2 separate regions of the Homo sapiens genome follow, and region 2 is linked to region 1. The links are chromatin loops, found by intact Hi-C in ENCODE. Cell type or tissue: B cell. All regions are shown on one strand. Links, peaks and the distances in the headings refer to the core of each region. The heading gives the core; the rest is flanking DNA.

The links. Hi-C counts contacts between places; a loop is a spot of excess contacts. Peaks named below come from ENCODE experiments on the same cell type or tissue, not always from the same donor. Only the 100,000 strongest peaks of a DNase experiment are listed, where the experiment ranks them.
Region 2: it touches region 1 in a loop (7-fold over the local background); 2 of 110 quality-filtered maps call a loop at or near these places.

Annotation. Positions count from the first base shown.
Region 1 is chr13:27,787,927-27,797,952 of GRCh38, forward strand. It overlaps GSX1 (GS homeobox 1), which reads left to right and starts at 4,557. Exons shown (of 2, transcript NM_145657.3): 1 at 4,557-5,176; 2 at 5,640-6,842. The coding sequence starts at 4,765. The coding sequence ends at 6,022. RefSeq lists enhancers at 4,484-5,287, 6,896-7,698, 9,098-9,780. In B cell, for the core only: no CTCF peak of the experiment used is centred there; DNase peaks (open chromatin) are centred at 1,815, 2,085, 2,295, 4,565 and 2 weaker places; H3K4me3 peaks cover 2,869 bases; H3K27me3 peaks cover 7,819 bases.
Region 2 is chr13:27,916,147-27,926,172 of GRCh38, forward strand. It overlaps PDX1 (pancreatic and duodenal homeobox 1), which reads left to right and starts at 3,854. Exons shown (of 2, transcript NM_000209.4): 1 at 3,854-4,398; 2 at 8,110-10,026. The coding sequence starts at 3,993. The coding sequence ends at 8,555. It overlaps PLUT (PDX1 associated lncRNA, upregulator of transcription), which reads right to left and starts at 1,145. Exons shown (of 5, transcript NR_047484.2): 1 at 1,004-1,145. RefSeq lists enhancers at 7,656-8,323, 8,324-8,990. In B cell, for the core only: no CTCF peak of the experiment used is centred there; DNase peaks (open chromatin) are centred at 4,095, 5,105, 7,795, 7,975 and 8 weaker places; H3K4me3 peaks cover 2,405 bases; H3K27me3 peaks cover 7,771 bases.

The DNA.
Region 1 (10,026 bases), core at 872-8,871:
TGCTGGACCCTGCTCTGGCTTCACTGTGTCCCCACCCATAGAACTTCCTGCTGCCTCCAGTTACATTTCTTAAGTTCAAATCTGACTCCTGGGCTGGGCGCGGTGGCTCATGCCTGTAATTCCAGCACTTTGGGAGGCCAATGTGAGTGGATCACTTGAGGTCAGGAGTTCAAGATCAGCCAGGCCAACATGGTGAAACCCCGTCTCTACTAAAAATACAAAAATCAGCTGGGTGGTAGTGGTGTGTACCTGTAAGCCCAGCTACTTGGGAGGCTGAGGCAGGAGAATCACTTGAGCCTGGGTGGCAGAGGTTGCAGTGAGCCAAGATCATGCCACTGCACTCCAGTCTGGGTGACAGAGTGAGACCCTTTCTCAAAAAACAAAACAAAACAAAACAAAACAAATAAGTTAAAAAAAATATATCTAGCTCTGTCACTCTCCTTGCTGAAAAATCTCAGAACAGGCTCAAATCCAAACCAGTTAGCATGGCCCTTCATGACTTGGCCTGGCCTCCCCTTCTGATCCACACCCATGTCTGGCCACCACTCCTCACCCCTCCCTTTGCCACTCCCATGCCTGGCTCTCAGCTCCTCATAGCATTTCCCTGCCCCTCTGCTCAATTGAACAACTTGCTCTCTCCCGAGGGAGTTGTCTGAGTCCCTCCTGGTCTGGTCAGGGGAGCAGTCTCTTCCTTTACAATGAGAATTCCCACTCCATTGCCTTCAGCCAGAAAGAGCAAAAATGGTCACTGATCATCCCAGAGCATATACCACATCTGGTCCCTTTCCAACCAACCCCTCTTACACACCATGAAAAGATCTGGATGACAAGCCCTAGCCTTGAGCTATCAGTGGGTTCATCCAGCTCCTGCAGCGTTCATCCAACTCCTGCAGAGCAGGACACTGGAACTGCCTTCAATGGGACCATCTTGTTTCTGAAGGAGCTTGAGGACCACCAGTGGAGGGCTGGGGATACACAGATTAGCTTACCCATCTGCCATTCACTCAACAAACACATTAAACTCCTCTGATAACCCAGGCCTAGGAAGTGGGCTGGGGGAGATTCAGACAGCCCTGCCCTCCAGGGCTTCCTGGGTGGGTGGCCCCATGCCATGCTCCTGAGTTTTAGGTGTCTCCAGCAGGCACACCAGAAGGTCCTCCCAGTCGACCTCCTTGCTCAACTGTCTTTTATCCACTCATTCATTCTCCAAATATATACGAGCCACCTGCTATGTGCCAGGAGCTTTTCTAAGTTGGGATGCAGCAATGGATAAGATGGACAAAAACCTTGCTCTTCATAGAGCATAAATTTCGGGAGTAGGAGATAATAAAACAAATGATCAAAAAACACAGGAAGTTAGAAGGTGCTTATGTAGCAAGGAACCAAACACGGAGTGTGGCGGAAGTGAGGGGCTATTTTAAATAAGGTCGTTGGCCTCCCTGAGAAGGAAAGTGACATTTGAAGAAAAACATGAAAGAAGGGAACAAGGCACCACCACTGCCACCCTCCCCACCCTCCAATTTGAGCAGTTTTTGCGGCAAGTATCTTAGAGCTGCAATTCCGGGAGAAAAATCGTGTGTTCTTTCTACCCACAGGAAAGGAGACAGAATGAAAGAAGGAAAGCCCGGGACAACAGAAATTCTTTCAATGTTGAACTGTCCCTGATGGACACTTGAAAACCGGCTCCGGCAGCAGAGCCGACCCGCCAGGCCCAGGGGCTCCCGGGCCCCTCCTGGGGCTGTCAGGCTAATCCGGCAGCCGCCTCCCACCCCGCCCCGCTCTGGGGGACTTTTGCTCGGGTGACTAAAGTTCAAACTCGGCTAAAGCAAGCCCTGGGAGGCGCTTTAAACAGGAAAGTGGCGCGGCCGCCCGAGAGAGCCCGGGTAGCGGCCCCCGGAAACCAGGCGGCGGGCAGAGGCCGCGGGGTGGGGAGGCCGGGTTGGCTGGGTGGGGAGGCCGGGTTGGCGGGGCGGCCCGGACCTCCCGGCTGCCCGCGCTAGCACCTGCCCAAGGCTCGGGTCTCTCAGAGGCACGGAGCTTTCTCTGCGGAAATGGCCAGGCTCCTGGGCGCGCTGGCGGCCCTGGACCGCCAAGCAGGGAGCCCCCTCTCCGGCCGCGGCCCGCCGGGCTGAGAGACCACAGATTAAGTGCGCCTTGGTTCTCTCAGGGATGCTATTTTGCTCCGGCCCGGGTCTCTCCCGCGCCGAGTTGCACAACAAACCATTTAAACATTTCAGCACAAAACCCGATCCATTGTGGGGCCGCACATTAAAAAGTGTTATTCGCTTTGAAGTTTTTGTCTAATGGCTCTAAACTGAAAGAAAATGTTTTCCTATTACTTAATTCAATCATAGCGAAGAGACTTGGTAAAAAGCCCACGGATTTTGCCCCAAAGTGTGACAGAGTTCTCTTTGTGTTTGCTTATCCTTCGCTGTCACACACTTTAATTCGCCTCTCTTTATCTGGCATTCAAAACTTTCTTCAATGACATTCAATAAGGTCCAGAGGCTGGAGAGAGGAAAAAAAAAAAAACCTGGTTATTCCCCCCACCCCCACCCCCACCCCCATATTCTTTCCCAGTAGCTTTGGCCTTGCTCGCATTCAGGGGCTCTTAACCCCTTCCTCCCCGGGCACGCGGGGCGGCTGCCAGTGGAGCTCCACGCTGGCCACTCGCGGGCTCCCAGCTCCGGGTGCAGTGCCCGCCCCTTGCACCCCTGGGCCCCGCCCGCCCTTGCGCCCCTCCAGCCTGCCTCTGCCCAGCGGAAAGCCCCTCTCCCCGCCCGGGTCTCGCTCTTCGCTTCCTCTCAGCGACCCAGCCCAGCTCAAATTTCCCAGAGAGCAATTAGAACGGGAATTAGGCTGCATTGATGCGTTCCGGCTGGTTTGCAGGCACCACCCTAGAGTGGGGGAGCCTTGGCGCTGAGACTCTGTCTCAGAGGGCAGCCTTGCCCCCCACTCCATGCCAAGCAACCAAGAAAACATTGAACCCTTACTCCTGCTAGATGCCATGCCCTCCATGCAGGTTACTTCTCCCATTGTCCTATTCCCTTTTACAGAAGCAGTTATTATCTCGCAAAACAAATTATCTTTGCTTTTTAATCAGTTATAATCTGTTGCTGTTGTTATTGCAAAGATGTTGCCAAGGATAAAAGCCCATGCAGATGCTTCGGGTTTGGGCAATCTTATTCCTGCGCACTGCTTCCCCAGACCCCTAAGCTTCCCCCTCCATTTCTCACAATTCCATTCAGGGCTCAGAGCAGGTGACTGCAGCGATTTGGTTCCAATAAAATCGAAAGTAAACGTCTCCTGTGAAAAGTCCCGGGCTGTAAATTAGAAATGTTTATGCTGATTTCCCATTGTATGGAAAAAGCTCCTGGGCGAAACAGCTTTGAGCCCGAGAACGATTTAAAAAGCTGGAGCTGTGTACACAGCTCTGAGCGTTTGAAGTTGTTTAACCATTGTGTGACCAGAAAGAAGAGTGACGCGGCAGGAAGAAGAAGCCGGGTCTTGGGGAGAGCGGAGGCGGGTCAGGGTGGGCAAAGGCAGCCGATGCCAGGAATACAACCGCCCTTCGCGCCGTTCCAAACTAAGAGATGGCAGCGGTTTCCCAGCGCACTGCTGGAAGTGTGCTCCAGTAGACAGGGTGTGGGCAAGATGCGCGGGCAGACAGTCCGCACTCGCCACATGTGCTGGGGTGCGAGATCTAGATCTGCGCCATCTCGGCTTTCATTCCCCATTCCCTGTCTCTGTTCGTAACGCTCAGAGACTGTTTTTCCTCTTTTACATCCACGGCCCTGTCATTTGAAGGAAAGGGCTGGTTGGCCAGCATCTACCGAACAAAGACTGGGCGTCGTAGGCAGCACCAAAATTAAGACTATTTGAGAAACTTAGAGAAAACCGAGGGACAGCGATGGGTCTAGGGCTGGATAAGGAATAATGAGCCCTTCTCCTCCCTCCCCACAGACGCCTCCTTCACGCGGGAACCCGGTCCTCCTTCTTCCGACGCAGAGAGAGAAGCGATTCCACAGGTGGAAAATCTGAGACCGGCTGGAGGGAGGTTCGGGGGTGCACGGCACTGAGCTGACAGGGCTGACTGGAGACAGCATACTTTTGGGGTGTAAGGGCGATAATAGAAAGAAGGGGACCAGGACCAAGTGGACAGAGGATATGAGGGTGTGCGCCCATGGGGATCTGTAGAAGAGAGGCCGCGGGGGTGCAAAATCAGTAAGGTGAACGGGCTGATGGCCAATGCAAAGCCAAAGGGGAGTAAGAAATAAAGAGAAAGGAAAGAATATTAAATCGCGGGAGAATGAGAAAATAAACCCGCAAAAGGGAGAGGAGGGGGCGAGGGCGCCTGTTACGGCGTGGGTGGGGTTGACAAGAATAGAGTACATTATGCAGTTCATTTAGTTAACAAGTGAAATAATGAGGAAGCGTGCAGAGTGAATGCCAAGAGAAAAGGCACAAAAACCCTATTGAGAGGCCCCGGCCGCTCCTGGCGTAGTCCATCACATGGCAATAGTCCTATTTAAGCCGCGCCGCCGGCGCCTTTCAGCACCACTAGCGCTGGCCAGCACCCCGCGCTCTTTGGGCGGTGCCCACGGCAGCAGAGGCTACTGTTTCAGCCTAGGTCTCAGCCGCGCGTTCAGCCTCCTGGGCAGAGGCAGCTGCGGGATACCGCGGCCAGGGAAAGCGCGTGGAGAGCCGAAAGGTGCGGTGGGCGCAGAGGGCGGGCTGGCTGCGGGGCGACCGCGCGCCGGGGCCATGCCGCGCTCCTTCCTGGTGGACTCGCTAGTGCTGCGCGAGGCGGGCGAGAAGAAGGCGCCCGAGGGCAGCCCGCCGCCGCTCTTCCCCTACGCTGTGCCCCCGCCGCACGCGCTGCACGGTCTCTCGCCTGGCGCCTGCCACGCGCGCAAGGCTGGGCTGCTGTGCGTGTGCCCGCTCTGCGTCACCGCCTCGCAGCTGCATGGGCCCCCCGGGCCGCCCGCGCTGCCTCTACTCAAGGCTTCCTTCCCACCCTTCGGCTCGCAGTACTGCCACGCGCCCCTGGGCCGCCAGCACTCTGCTGTGTCGCCCGGGGTCGCTCACGGCCCGGCCGCCGCTGCTGCTGCCGCCGCGCTCTACCAGACCTCCTACCCGCTGCCTGACCCCAGGCAGTTCCACTGCATCTCTGTGGGTAAGCGGGGCCGCCGCGCAGAGGGACCGGGCAGAGGTGATCCGAAGCAGGATGGAGAGCCAGAGATGGAGGAAGAGGGACCCTGGGCTTTCTGGGGGCGGTGAGGGTCATGTCGGGGACTAAGGGGGGCGCTTGGGGTGGAGTGAGGATAGAGGGCCGGGACACAACGCCAGGAGGCGGATGAGGGCAGACGTCCAGGTCCTGGAGTGTGGGCCGGGGTAAGTGAGGGCTGGGATCCAAGGCTCTCCATGAAGGGGAAGGGGTTCCAGGGCTGCATGACTCCGGGAGAATCAGGATCTCGGAGCTGGACAAGGAGCGCTCACTGTAGCTCTGCTGTGGATTGTGTTGGGGCGAAGAGATGGGTAAGAGGTCAAAGTCGTAGGATTCTGGCGACCGCCTACCAAGGGATTGGGTCCACAGCACAGAGGTCTGATCGCTTCCTTCTCTGCTCTGCCACCTCCAGACAGCAGCTCTAACCAGCTGCCCAGCAGCAAGAGGATGCGCACGGCTTTCACCAGCACGCAGCTGCTAGAGCTGGAGCGCGAGTTCGCTTCTAATATGTACCTGTCCCGCCTACGTCGCATCGAGATCGCGACCTACCTGAATCTGTCCGAGAAGCAGGTGAAGATCTGGTTTCAGAACCGCCGAGTGAAGCACAAGAAGGAGGGCAAGGGCAGCAACCATCGTGGCGGCGGCGGCGGGGGTGCCGGTGGTGGCGGGAGCGCACCGCAAGGCTGCAAGTGCGCATCGCTCTCCTCAGCCAAGTGCTCCGAGGATGACGACGAATTGCCCATGTCTCCGTCCTCCTCAGGGAAGGACGACCGGGATCTTACGGTCACTCCCTAGGCGCGTGTCTCCCTAGGTCGCCCACCCCAAGACCTCCCTGCGCCTCGGAGACTAGTCCTGGGACTCAGCGCTGATTCCCAGGCACCCGCAGCCAAACCACTGCCTGGCATGGATTTGGCACTGCTTTGCAGAGGTCCCGGGCCTGGGCAGGGCTGAGAGCTTGGCAGAGACTGGACCATGGCGTCCCCGCCCCAGGGCTCGCTCGTGTCCAAAGCCAACTCCAAGCTGTGAACACTGTAAGCGCTCGAGTCCTCCTGGGCAGTGCAGCACCGCGGCCCCCGCCCGCAAGCCTGCTTGGCGCAGCGCCTTGCTGGCAGCCGGCGCCTCCTAGCCCGCCCTCTCTGGGCTGGCTTGGGCTTCCTCGCTTACTCTACTCTCCTCCGCTCTCGGTCAAGGTCGGCGGCCTTGGATGCTCGTTCGCTTCTCTTTTTAAAATGTCTTTTTGTCCCTCCCCACCTCTTTCCTGTGATCATTTATTCACTCGGCCCCCGCCCGCCAACACACACATTTATGAACCCCCACTTTTTTTTTCCTTCTCCTTTTCCCTTCCCCTCCTCAGGGAGCCTCCTCCTTCAGTCAGTCCATTTGTCCCTTGATCTGGCCTTGCTGTCCTCAGTCCCCACGGCTCCTCTCACAGATGATAAATTTCGCCCGTAGTATCCATATTGGGGAAACAGATTTGCTCTGTTTCCAACACGCTCTTCCTTCCTCTAAACATAGGACCCCGCTCTGCGCCGCTGGCGACCCCACTCTTCCCCCTCCAGACTCTGGCCCGCCCCAGCCTAGCTGTGTAATTGTACGGCCTCTGCAATGCCAGAAGATATTTATTTATTTATTTATGTACAAAATTTTAAATAAACTTTTTTTTTTCTTAGAAATGCCCGTGGCTCTGAGCCCAGAGGCCTTCGCTCTGGAGTAGACAGGCGCCAACCCGGATTGGGCCTCCCTTCTGGGAAGGGTTGGGGATCCAGTTGCAGGGTCCGAGCCGGCTCCTCGCCTTACAGCTCAGCCAGTGCCTCTCGGAACCCTCAGCTCCGCTGAGAGCCCGCCTTGCATGCCAGCCAGGTGCGCGCTAACGATTGTCCCGCTCCGGCGTGGCGCACAAGCGTCGCGGAGCTCAGAGAGCTAAGCCGGAAGGGAAGGAGAGCGCTCTCCTTGGACTGCACCATGGGTCCCAACCCCTGCAGCGCCTCCTTCTCACCTGGGATCCAGCCCCACCTCCATCCCTCACCATTTCGCTGTCCTGGCCAACAGCCGGGAGGGCAGAAACCACTCCCTCCATAAGCACAAGAAATCCGTCCTTCACTGCGCTTGGATTGATAACGATTCGTTAGGGACAAATTTCCATTCTGCGGGATGGTGCAGACTTCTCTCAGAGGGCCCTCCTCTCTTTGTTTTAAGGCAAATTCCCTTAGCCGAGTCCCTGGTCGCGGAACATTCCGGGCAAGGAATCCGAGAATCCGAAGTGATCCTGCCCCAGGGAGTCCCCGAGAGGGACTCTGCATAGCTGGAGCCAGTGGCTCTGGGACCTCATGTTCTCACCAATTCTCGTTAAAATCCTATATCCCCCTACGACTTAGAATCCACACCCCAGCTCCCTTTGAGGACATATGCGGGTTTTTTTACTCTCTAAGATGGATGAGGAGAAGGAAGTGCGTGAGGTTCTGCAGAAACGGAGAGCGCACAGCTGCGGGAGGAGTATTTCTGCAGTCAGTATTTCTGCAGTCAGACCTGGGAAGCTAATATCCGCGTTCTCGCCGCTCCCATTCTGTGTCCAGGAAACCTGATAGACCTTCTTTTCCTGCCAGACCCCTACACACACACACAGACACACACACACATACACACCCTGGGGAGCGCTGAACTCCCCGTGTCTAGGCAAAGCAAATGCGTCTTTTCCAGCAGGAAAGACGGTCCACCTGAGGTTGCTTAACATTTTTGAAGCTCATTTCCTCCCCCCCACAAAACGGCTTTATTGAGCTATTCACATTAGCATCCAGTTCATTCATTCAAAGTGTGCAATTCCACAACTTTTAGTATATTCACAGAATTGTGCAACCATCGACACAATCTTATTTAAAAACATTTTTGTCATCCCAAAGAGAAACCCCATCATGCCCATTGATAGTCTCTGCCAATTCTCACTATATCCCAGCCCTAGGCAACCACAAACCTACTTTTGATCTTGTATTAGTCAGGGTTCTCCAGAGAAAAGAGCAAATAGGCTGTATGTAGTTATGTGAGGAGGTTTATTCTGGAGACCAGGAACTACTGTGATATGCCATCTGCAAGCAGGAGAACTAGGAAAGCCAATGGTGTGATTTTAGTCCCAGTCTAACCGGCCTAAGAACCAGCGGAGCCGATGGTGTAACTCCTAGTCGGAGGCCAAAAGCCTGAGAACCTGGGAAGCCGCTAATCGAAGACCCAGACTACAAGGCCCCGGAACCAGGAGCTTGTGGGGCTTAGTTCTAAAATCTTCCATCTTTTCCTTCAAATCAAGCTGAGGATGGGGGTGGGAGGGTCTCTCTCCAGTTCCCCTGGAACAAGGGCAGGCACGATCTAGCTCCCCATGGAGAAACTCTTGCCGGTTCTTCCTGGAGCTAGGCATCTGAGTTGTGCTCTAGACTGATGAGGATCTCCATCAGTCTGAACCTCACTTTAGACGGGGACCAATTCTCCACCATCCCAGGAGGCGACATTGTGCCAATCTACGGCCAATCTGAACGAAGCCAAGGTGCTTTAGTGCATACCAGTGAATAGAATCACAACTGTTTTACTATCAGTGATGAGGCTGATGCTTGCTGAGTTTTGCTCGTTTGCATGTTGCTCTAGGGCCCCAGGGTGAGTGCAGTTGTGCACTCTTAGCTCCAGCAGGACCGGCCCAGCCTCCGTTTGGCTGGGATTTGGGGGCGGGCGGCAGCACGATTTTCTGGCAACGAGTTCGTTGTGGGTCTGAAGGACCGGCTTAGAACTAGCACCTCTCCTGGATTACAGGAGGGGGTGGTCTTGTGCACCTGGGAAAGGCCTTCGCCAGCACTCAGTGTCAGGCATCTTGATCAGAAATGCACTTTCGAGCCTGCCAGGGAACCAAGTTTGGAGGGGATGGAAACGGCGGTGGGAGACATAGAAAGGATGAACACACACACCCGGCTCTCCCCGCACTCGCCTCTTCTCCAGCTCCCCCTCCTCTCCCGCCTAGGAGTCCCTCCTGTTCCCAGCTTCTCCCCAGAGTCCGCAGATCCACAGCTGTGAGCCAGGTCCGCGTGGGGCCAGTTTTCCCAGGAGTGCACGTTTCCTCCTCTCGGCTTCCCAGGGATTCATTTCCGGAAGACCAAGCTTTCAGCTTTCTAGTCTGCCTTAGCGAGCAGCGGGAGGAAAAAAGCAAGCCTCCTTGTGGCGATCCCAGTTGTTGCCAAGGTGGTGACGGGAGCGCAGCGCTGGGGACCTGGAGGCGGCTGCGGCGCACCAGAGCTCTCAAGCATCCCGCCGCCAGCAGAGACTGCGTTCAAGTCCCAGCACACTTTCGCTCAAACACTCCTCACCCTGCAACCTCTGACCTGAATGCAGAAACAGTTTGCGTCTTGTGCTGAGCTGGCCGGGAGGCCTCCGCTCGTGTCAAAGCCTCTCCTCTGCCGCCTGGGTTGACCGCCAGGGAAGGGCGTGATTGCGGCCTGGAACTACCGGCTCCTCCTCTGAGGAGACCCAATCCAGCCATTAAACCACACTGCTCTGAGCTGGAATTTGGGGCTCACAAGGCGAATTGTGAAATTAGAACCAAACTGAATTATCAGGATGATATTTTCTGGAAATTGCCTTTTAACCTGGTAATTTGCGTACAGGTCCCTGAGTTTATTTCAGGGACAGTGTCCATTTCTCTGTGCAGTGTAGTGGCTAGGAGCGTGGGCCCTGCAAAAGCCTGGCTTTGCAATCCGTGTCCACCATTTCCTAATCTTGGGCAAAGCCACTGGTCCTTCCTAAACTTCAGTTTCTTCCTCTGTAAGTGG
Region 2 (10,026 bases), core at 1,328-9,327, 130 kb after region 1:
ACACGGAGTCCCCCCTCCTGCCCTTCTACTCCTCTTACACCAGAGAGAGCTAACAAGGTAGGGAATAAGACAATTACCCAATTCAATTCGGTTTTTAAGCTGCTTTTATCTTTACAGTTCAGGGATCACTGAATCATCTGGAAAATAATTTCAGCTCTCTGCTTATTTTCACTAGATTGCTTAGCCCTAGGAATATTGGAAAACCCTTCATTCAAAGTCTGAGGTCCTTTCCTCTCTCCAATCCCCACAACCCAAGCTGGGTTTCCCTGGCCCCTCTCAGACCTGGATACCAAATTCTGGGTATTTATTTATATATATATATATATTTTTAATTTTTTGAGACGGAGCCTCGCTCTGTCTCCCAGGCTGGAGGGCAGTGGCGCGATCTCGGATCACTGCAAGCTCCGCCTCCTGGGTTCACGCCATTCTCCTTCCTCAGCCTCCCAAGTAGCTGGAACTACAGGCGCCCGCCACCACGCCCGGCTAAATTTTTTTGTAGGTTTAGTAGAGACGGGGTTTCATCATGTTAGCCAGGATGGTCTCGATCTCCTGACCTCATGATCCGCCTGTCTCAGCCTCCCAAAGTGCTGGGATTACAGGCGTGAGCCACCGCCCTCGGCCAATTCTGGGTATTCATAAACCAGCAGGAGGGAAACATTGATTCGACTTAGGAAAATGAAAACCTGCCTGCATTAGTGCTCATTGAAGGAAATGCTAATGAACTAAAGTGCAATCAATTATAGAAGTATTCTCATTCCACACATCACATCGTTTGCTTTACAGAATTTTCCAACTCAAGAAACAATTTTTATTTTCAACAGAGATTTAATTATAAAATGAATATAAATTCCACGTGCATTCATGATGTATACCTTGGAGTTAAGTGGGATTCATCTGTTTTTTTCATTTATAATGGGATGCAGTGGCTTAAAAATCCTATCACCAAGCCAAATTCAGCCCTTAGCATGCCTCTGAAACCACCGAGGAAGACTTAGCCACTTACCAAGAACAAGGTAACCTGTGTTCTCCCGGGTGTAAACCGCGTCTCTGTGAAGGGAAAGGGGGAAGAGGGCCGGCAAGGACCTCCAGTATCAGCGAGGACTATCAGGACGTCCAGCTAATAAACGACTTTTTCACTGTCCACACTTTAATTGGTTTACAGCCTTTTTTGTTTATTTATCCATAAGAGCTGCTGTTAAATGGCTCGGGAAGGTGCTCGCCTAATGGCTCGGTATCGCTGCCGGGCCTGTTGTGGGCGAGGCGGCTTGGAGGGGGCGCAGGCGTCAGCGGGGATTCAGAGCGGAAACGCATTTCGCCTGTAATGGACTCGGCGATTTTACGATACCAGGAGCTAGATCCACGGGGAAGTACAACACACGACCTTACTAAGCGGAGGGTTCCGCTTGATGCGTTTTTTATACGGCTGTACGTGATAAAATTCCAGATAACTTTGTTTCATCTAATAATAATAATAACAATAATAAATGGTTGTTTGACCTTTGCTCCCTGGGTCCCTTCTATAGGTCGCAGGCAGCAGAAAATGCTAATTGTGAAAGTGAGAACGCGCCTCCATGGAATACCCCCGGCGATCCCCTCCTCCTCCCCCACAGCCGCGGGTACCCGGGTTTTTGCCGGCGACCGCAACCGGCGGATTTGCTTTCTGCTGAGAGCCTCTTTTCTTTCTGCAGGGCCGAGCAAAAATATTAAATGGAAGCAAATGAAGCATCGAAATGGAGACCAATTTACAGAAATGTGCAATTAGTTGAGAAGTGCAAAGTAAACACTCCGGGGGTGGCAGGCGAGGCAGGGAGCAGGGGAGGGAGAGTGGGGCGCAGACTGAGTCCAGAGTGGGTGTAGGGGTGCCCAGGGAGGAGGGGAAGGGGGAGGAAAAGGAGGGGGAGGGGAAAAGTGGCCGATCTTTGTCCTGAGCGGAGCTTGCCGTCCGCTCATAACCGCGTCGCCAAGTCAACCCTCGGCGACTCGGCAGATTATCTCCAAGGGTCAACACGCCGCGGCCAGGCAACCCCCTCCAGCCTGCCCTCCTGATCGATGTGGTCACTCGCGGCCAGGGTGATAGGGTAGAGTTCTCCGCGGCCGCAGACAATGGACTCATTGACGCGGGCGCACAGAGATTAGGTGCCCGGGCCCCACGGCCTTTCACTCTCTGCCCCCACCAAAACTGCAGGTGGCACTTTTCCCTGAAGAAATCACCGAAACTCTCCCCGCCCGCCGCCGTGCTTCCCTTGGCCTGTCTTCGGTGACAGCAAGGGCATCTACAAGCCAGGGAGCCACACATCAGAGCCACACACATGAGGCCACAGGCCAGGAAGCCACACACATGAGTTCTCACACATCGAAGCAAATGCTGAGACTATACCGGCCTCCCGCAAGAGAAGGAATCTGCAGAGAAGTCCACATTCCCGACTGGCTTTTTTGTCTTTTAATAAAAATAAAGAGTCCTCAGAATAGAGCACTCAATCCGCACTTAAAACACAAATATTTCCAGTAGGAAGAAAGAAATACATTAAGATTGACTCTCAAAGGTCTGGATGTTGGTGCGTTGTTTAGGAAAGGCGGAGCAGTGATTTTTCTCTGGCTTGGTTCTTTGTGGTTCAAGCTCTCTCTTGCTGAGACGTTTCTGCAAAGCTGTCTAGTTTTTCTAAAACCCACGGTGGCGTTTCGAGAAACGTCCTCATTTCGGGAGTATCCAGTCAGAGGCTGGTCAGGCCGCCAGGCCTAGCGGATCATGCCCAGGCAGGGGGTTGGACGTCACCGCCACCCGGAGGTCATCCATCCGCGTCAGTGGGTGCAGAAAAAGTGGCCCTGTTTAAGTCAGGACCCCAGAATGCCCAGAAGTTACTGAATGGTTTGAAGCCAAGCACAGATGTTATCATGGAAAATGCAGCGTTTTTATTTCTTTTTCTAAATATGTAACTCTTCCTCCACTTCCCCCTCTCCTGCTTGCCTTATTTCAATTGCAAGCAGAAGAGAGTGAGTGTTCTCTGCCGGCAAACTCCGCCAGGGTCCCGGCCCGTAGAGAGTCGTCAAGGGTCTGGAACCCCCGTGCCAACACCTGCCCCTGCTTCGCAGCCCCAAGAGGAAGGCCGCGTCTTTCCCCCTCGCTGTATTGGGAAGCTACGTTCCGGGCTGGCCAAATGGGCCCCAATTTTCCAAAACCCAAATTTGTAATACCCTTCAATTTTTTAAAAAAAAGAATTTAAAAAAGTCTCTGTGAATGCTTCAGAAGTTACCGTTTACACCCCAGAAGTACTTGCAGCACATCCACAAGTAAAAACACACAACGAATGCCAGAGTTTCGTGTGTTTTTTAACCGACATCTTTGTGGCTGTGAACAAACTTCATAAATAAAATAGAATCAAATGCTTCTGACCTAGAGAGCTGGGTCTGCAAACTTTTTTTTTATCGTATTCCGCAACAGTTAAATAAAAAATTAAAAACTCAACATGTCTCCTTGTAAACTACATCAATTAACAAACACACTATGTCCATTATCAAATATAATAGAAAAAATATAGGAAAATAGAAAATAGAAAAATATAGGAAAATAGAAACTTTTAAGCCACGGTGAAAATGTTTCTATAAATGAGTGGTTCTAATGTTTTCGTGAGCGCCCATTTTGGGGAGCACCGCCAGCTGCCCGTTCAGGAGTGTGCAGCAAACTCAGCTGAGAGAGAAAATTGGAACAAAAGCAGGTGCTCGCGGGTACCTGGGCCTAGCCTCTTAGTGCGGCCAGCCAGGCCAATCACGGCCCCCGGCTGAACCACGTGGGGCCCCGCGGAGCCTATGGTGCGGCGGCCGGCCCGCCGGTCCGCGCTGGCTGTGGGTTCCCTCTGAGATCAGTGCGGAGCTGTCAAAGCGAGCAGGGGTGGCGCCGGGAGTGGGAACGCCACACAGTGCCAAATCCCCGGCTCCAGCTCCCGACTCCCGGCTCCCGGCTCCCGGCTCCCGGTGCCCAATCCCGGGCCGCAGCCATGAACGGCGAGGAGCAGTACTACGCGGCCACGCAGCTTTACAAGGACCCATGCGCGTTCCAGCGAGGCCCGGCGCCGGAGTTCAGCGCCAGCCCCCCTGCGTGCCTGTACATGGGCCGCCAGCCCCCGCCGCCGCCGCCGCACCCGTTCCCTGGCGCCCTGGGCGCGCTGGAGCAGGGCAGCCCCCCGGACATCTCCCCGTACGAGGTGCCCCCCCTCGCCGACGACCCCGCGGTGGCGCACCTTCACCACCACCTCCCGGCTCAGCTCGCGCTCCCCCACCCGCCCGCCGGGCCCTTCCCGGAGGGAGCCGAGCCGGGCGTCCTGGAGGAGCCCAACCGCGTCCAGCTGCCTTTCCCATGGATGAAGTCTACCAAAGCTCACGCGTGGAAAGGCCAGTGGGCAGGTAAGCCTGGCTCCCCACCCCTTTCTCCTTTCCGGTTCTCACCCGGCCGCCTTACCTCCAAGCGCTCCCAGGAGCCTTCTCTCTGTTCCCGGCGCCTTGGATTATCCCGGGTCGGACTAAACTACATCAGGGAGCTACCGAGCCCATCCCTCACAGCAGTGCTTCTCTAGTCCAGTTTGAAGCATCTTTCCCACCCAGCTCTCCTGGGAGTGTACACTCCTTCCTTCCCTGTTCGCTGAGCCCATCTTCGCCCCAGGAGCCCGCGCTCCCAGCGCCATCCTTAGAGAGCCGAGGCTGAGTCCTGCTCAGGGCTTCGGACACTACAGATCCTCCTCCAGCAGGGGATCCGGGAACCCAGGACTCCTTGGTAGTGCACATCGAGGAAGCCGAGTAGGGACATGGGTGCCTCGGACCCAGGCCCCAGATCGCCTTCGGAGCCCCGGAGCCCCTCACTTCCCGCGCTTCGTTAAGGAAGGGCAGGCATCTAGGGGCGCCAGGTAGGTGCAGAAAGGCAGGGAGGGAAAGGAAACTGCACCCAACCCAGCAGTGTCCGGCTGCCCTGGTTGTGGAAACAGGATAGGAGTAAAGAGGAAGGGGCTGGGGCAAGGCGGGGGCTCACCGCGAGGCTGAAAGCCGGCCTCTCAACGTCAGAGCCTGGCAGCTAGGAGAGCAATCTGAGAAGCGAATTCGTTTTTCACCAACCGAAAGCAATTGAAGCTGTCTCCCCGCACCGCTTCCCAGGAAGTAATTTTTCAGGAGATGGGCGCTCCCTGCCTAGCTGGTGGGGAGGCGAGAGGCCTGGTTCCTGCGGCCCTCCGCGCCGGCAGAGAACAGAAGGTCTTTCCCGGAGCCGGGAGCCGGAGGCACGGGGTAGCCCCCGGGTCCTTTGCGGCCCCGCGCGAGCGGCAAGTTCCGGCGCGGCCTGTGTCGTCGCCGCTACTCACTGTCATCGCTGCCGTGCCTCAGCCACTTCTGGTCACACCTGCACCGCAAATAGTTGCCTTTTCCTTTCAACTGGCAGCCGGGAGTAGGGGGAAGCAGCTCGAGCCGGCGTCCCCCGGCCCACCCCGAAAATCCTCAGCGCCCATCTGCGGGGTCTGGCCAGCCCTGCCTGACACTGACCCCAGGCGCAGCCAGGAGGGGCTTTGTGCGGGAGAGGGAGGGGGACCCCAGCTTGCCTGGGGTCCACGGGACTCTCTTCTTCCTAGTTCACTTTCTTGCTAAGGCGAAGGTCCTGAGGCAGGACGAGGGCTGAACTGCGCTGCAATCGTCCCCACCTCCAGCGAAACCCAGTTGACAGGGGCGCCAGAAGCTGCCGCGGCGCCTCTGCAAATTTATCCAGCTCGCGCAGCCCGGGCCAAAGGCCTTGAAGTCTCCGGAAATGCGGGGTTCTTAGGAGGCGGGAGGACAGTCCCTCGAACAAAGGTGGGGGGCTCCTCGTCCTCACCCAGTTTTCTTCCAGGGCTGCCTCCCCTCCAGACCTCTCTTCTGGCCTCCTAGGCCCTCGGAGCTCCTGCTTTCCCACCCTGGGCCTTCCTCAGGAAATGGGCGACATCAGGGTCCCGAAAGAGGATTTGTGAGGTGGAGTAACTTCCCTATCCCAACCCAAGGGGTGATACCTCTGCTCTGGAGGACTTGGGCTTAGGCTGACCCAAGAAGCCAGAAAGTAAAACCAGAAGGCAAATCAGCAGCCTTGGCGAGGGTTCGGGGACCCAAGGAGGGCGACACTCTCGGGCTGGAGTTGGCCCCAGGCCTTTGCTGGCGCCCTCTAACCCGCTGCATGCTCGACTCTCGGGGAAGGAGACGACCTCCCCTCTCTTCCCCTGGAAGCCGTCTGCGGGGCCGGCTGCTATCCCCGCGTTCCTCTAGGGGAAACTTCGATGGAGCCGAAATTCAAAAATTGCAAACCCACCTGCCCCTGGGAAGAGCGAAGTGACAAAAGGGCTCTCACTGGCAGTACGAATCTGAATGCTAATGACAACAGAGGTTTTGAAAAACATTGACCCCCAAATGCTTCAGCAGCGCTGTCCAGCTGGCACCTAAACTGCATCACTCTGCGCCTTGGGGAAGGGCCCAGGCTTGGCGACCTTGACCTTTTCCCACCATCCTCAACCTCCACCCCTGCCGCGTCGCGCTGAGCACAGGTCCCCCGGGAATAGTGCACCCCAGGAAGTCTCTCCCTGAGCAGTCTCTCGCAGGGACTTCACGAAGCCCTCTCGCAGGGACTATACGAAGCCCGCAGCCTAAGGCAGGAACCCAGAGACATGTCGGTTTAATGTAAAAACTTTGGAGAGCCTTTCAAAATGTTTATTGAAGGCCCGTCTCGCTTCTCTCCCAGGCGTGGGATGCCAGGTAGATTCGGGGATGCCCCCAGGGAGTAGAACTCTCCCTGGACTAGGGTTTGAGCCTCTGCTTCAGCTTCTGGCGCCTCTTCTCGACCTGGGGGGAAACCCAGTAGGGTTCCATCGCGAAATTAAACCCGCCCCCAACACACACACACTCGCCTTTCAATTCCTTAAGGCTTAGCCAACATTCACAGGAGAAATGTCCCCTGCCTTTGCTCTAAGACAAGCCTCTCCCCGGAACTTTGGTGGAACTTCCCGCGCCAGCGTCCACAGCCTGGGTGCAGTCAGTATTTTCCACAGAAAAGAAAAGATTGGGACCTGGCTGAGCGCAGCGGCAAACAGTGAATGTGGGTCTCCAACCTCCTGGGCCAGGGCGTCCTGTTGCCTCTTGGAGACACGAGAGGCTTGTTTCTGCACCACTACCACCTCCTCCGTAGGGCTGTCGGTTCTGCAGCTGGGCTAGGGCCCCTGTGTCTCCCCTCAACACCTCTGAGGGCATTTGGGATCCAGGGCGTAGAGTCTGGAGCTGCCAGAGTTCTGCCCTGGCCAACGTGACCCCCAGAACAATATTCCTTCACTTCGCGGGCAGAAGTCCGGCTGAAGTTAAAACAATTATGGAGAATTTGCTGGCTCTCAGGTTGGGACTAATTACGATATAACTATAGAGAGAGGAAACACATGGTCAGATATAACAAAATGTGTCACAGTCTCCATTAGCACAAAGATTTTCAAACTGCAGGTTGCACCCATTCGCAGGTCATAAAATCAATTTACTAGGTTGAGATTAGTATTTTTTAAACGAAATAGCAGATAATGGAGAGAAAAGTAGATAGCATCATACGTGGTAAACGTTTGTTTTATGTCCTTAAGATTTGTCAGTATAACTGACCTGCAGTGTCCGTGTGTGAACTACACAACGATCCGAAATGTATTTCTCACATTTGTGGGTCACCATCAGGAGGTTTTTTTTAGCCCTGGATTAAAGGCGTTTTATTGCCTTTGTAGGATCCAGCCGGTTTAACTATTATATACATTTAAATCAACATCAATCAGTTGATTAACACCGATTATATGAGCGCATTCAAGGACCACTCATTGGCAGAGCCAAGCTTAGGCTCACGGCGAGAGCTGACTCGAGTTTGGTCTCCAATAAAAAGGCTATCTTTATTAGGAAGGGCTTGAGTTACTAGGGAAGAGCTTCGCGCGCCTACACTAGGCGCTGAAATGGGATGCTGGGGCTTGGTGGCTCCGGCGGGAGCAGCTGGTAGGGCTAGGGCTCCCTGGCCCCCCTTGAAGGGGTTGGGCTGCGTGGGTGGGGGCTGTGCGGGGCTCCGGGGGCCACACTCACGCCCTGTGTCGCCCGCAGGCGGCGCCTACGCTGCGGAGCCGGAGGAGAACAAGCGGACGCGCACGGCCTACACGCGCGCACAGCTGCTAGAGCTGGAGAAGGAGTTCCTATTCAACAAGTACATCTCACGGCCGCGCCGGGTGGAGCTGGCTGTCATGTTGAACTTGACCGAGAGACACATCAAGATCTGGTTCCAAAACCGCCGCATGAAGTGGAAAAAGGAGGAGGACAAGAAGCGCGGCGGCGGGACAGCTGTCGGGGGTGGCGGGGTCGCGGAGCCTGAGCAGGACTGCGCCGTGACCTCCGGCGAGGAGCTTCTGGCGCTGCCGCCGCCGCCGCCCCCCGGAGGTGCTGTGCCGCCCGCTGCCCCCGTTGCCGCCCGAGAGGGCCGCCTGCCGCCTGGCCTTAGCGCGTCGCCACAGCCCTCCAGCGTCGCGCCTCGGCGGCCGCAGGAACCACGATGAGAGGCAGGAGCTGCTCCTGGCTGAGGGGCTTCAACCACTCGCCGAGGAGGAGCAGAGGGCCTAGGAGGACCCCGGGCGTGGACCACCCGCCCTGGCAGTTGAATGGGGCGGCAATTGCGGGGCCCACCTTAGACCGAAGGGGAAAACCCGCTCTCTCAGGCGCATGTGCCAGTTGGGGCCCCGCGGGTAGATGCCGGCAGGCCTTCCGGAAGAAAAAGAGCCATTGGTTTTTGTAGTATTGGGGCCCTCTTTTAGTGATACTGGATTGGCGTTGTTTGTGGCTGTTGCGCACATCCCTGCCCTCCTACAGCACTCCACCTTGGGACCTGTTTAGAGAAGCCGGCTCTTCAAAGACAATGGAAACTGTACCATACACATTGGAAGGCTCCCTAACACACACAGCGGGGAAGCTGGGCCGAGTACCTTAATCTGCCATAAAGCCATTCTTACTCGGGCGACCCCTTTAAGTTTAGAAATAATTGAAAGGAAATGTTTGAGTTTTCAAAGATCCCGTGAAATTGATGCCAGTGGAATACAGTGAGTCCTCCTCTTCCTCCTCCTCCTCTTCCCCCTCCCCTTCCTCCTCCTCCTCTTCTTTTCCCTCCTCTTCCTCTTCCTCCTGCTCTCCTTTCCTCCCCCTCCTCTTTTCCCTCCTCTTCCTCTTCCTCCTGCTCTCCTTTCCTCCCCCTCCTCTTTCTCCTCCTCCTCCTCTTCTTCCCCCTCCTCTCCCTCCTCCTCTTCTTCCCCCTCCTCTCCCTCCTCCTCTTCTTCTCCCTCCTCTTCCTCTTCCTCCTCTTCCACGTGCTCTCCTTTCCTCCCCCTCCTCTTGCTCCCCTTCTTCCCCGTCCTCTTCCTCCTCCTCCTCTTCTTCTCCCTCCTCTTCCTCCTCCTCTTTCTTCCTGACCTCTTTCTTTCTCCTCCTCCTCCTTCTACCTCCCCTTCTCATCCCTCCTCTTCCTCTTCTCTAGCTGCACACTTCACTACTGCACATCTTATAACTTGCACCCCTTTCTTCTGAGGAAGAGAACATCTTGCAAGGCAGGGCGAGCAGCGGCAGGGCTGGCTTAGGAGCAGTGCAAGAGTCCCTGTGCTCCAGTTCCACACTGCTGGCAGGGAAGGCAAGGGGGGACGGGCCTGGATCTGGGGGTGAGGGAGAAAGATGGACCCCTGGGTGACCACTAAACCAAAGATATTCGGAACTTTCTATTTAGGATGTGGACGTAATTCCTGTTCCGAGGTAGAGGCTGTGCTGAAGACAAGCACAGTGGCCTGGTGCGCCTTGGAAACCAACAACTATTCACGAGCCAGTATGACCTTCACATCTTTAGAAATTATGAAAACGTATGTGATTGGAGGGTTTGGAAAACCAGTTATCTTATTTAACATTTTAAAAATTACCTAACAGTTATTTACAAACAGGTCTGTGCATCCCAGGTCTGTCTTCTTTTCAAGGTCTGGGCCTTGTGCTCGG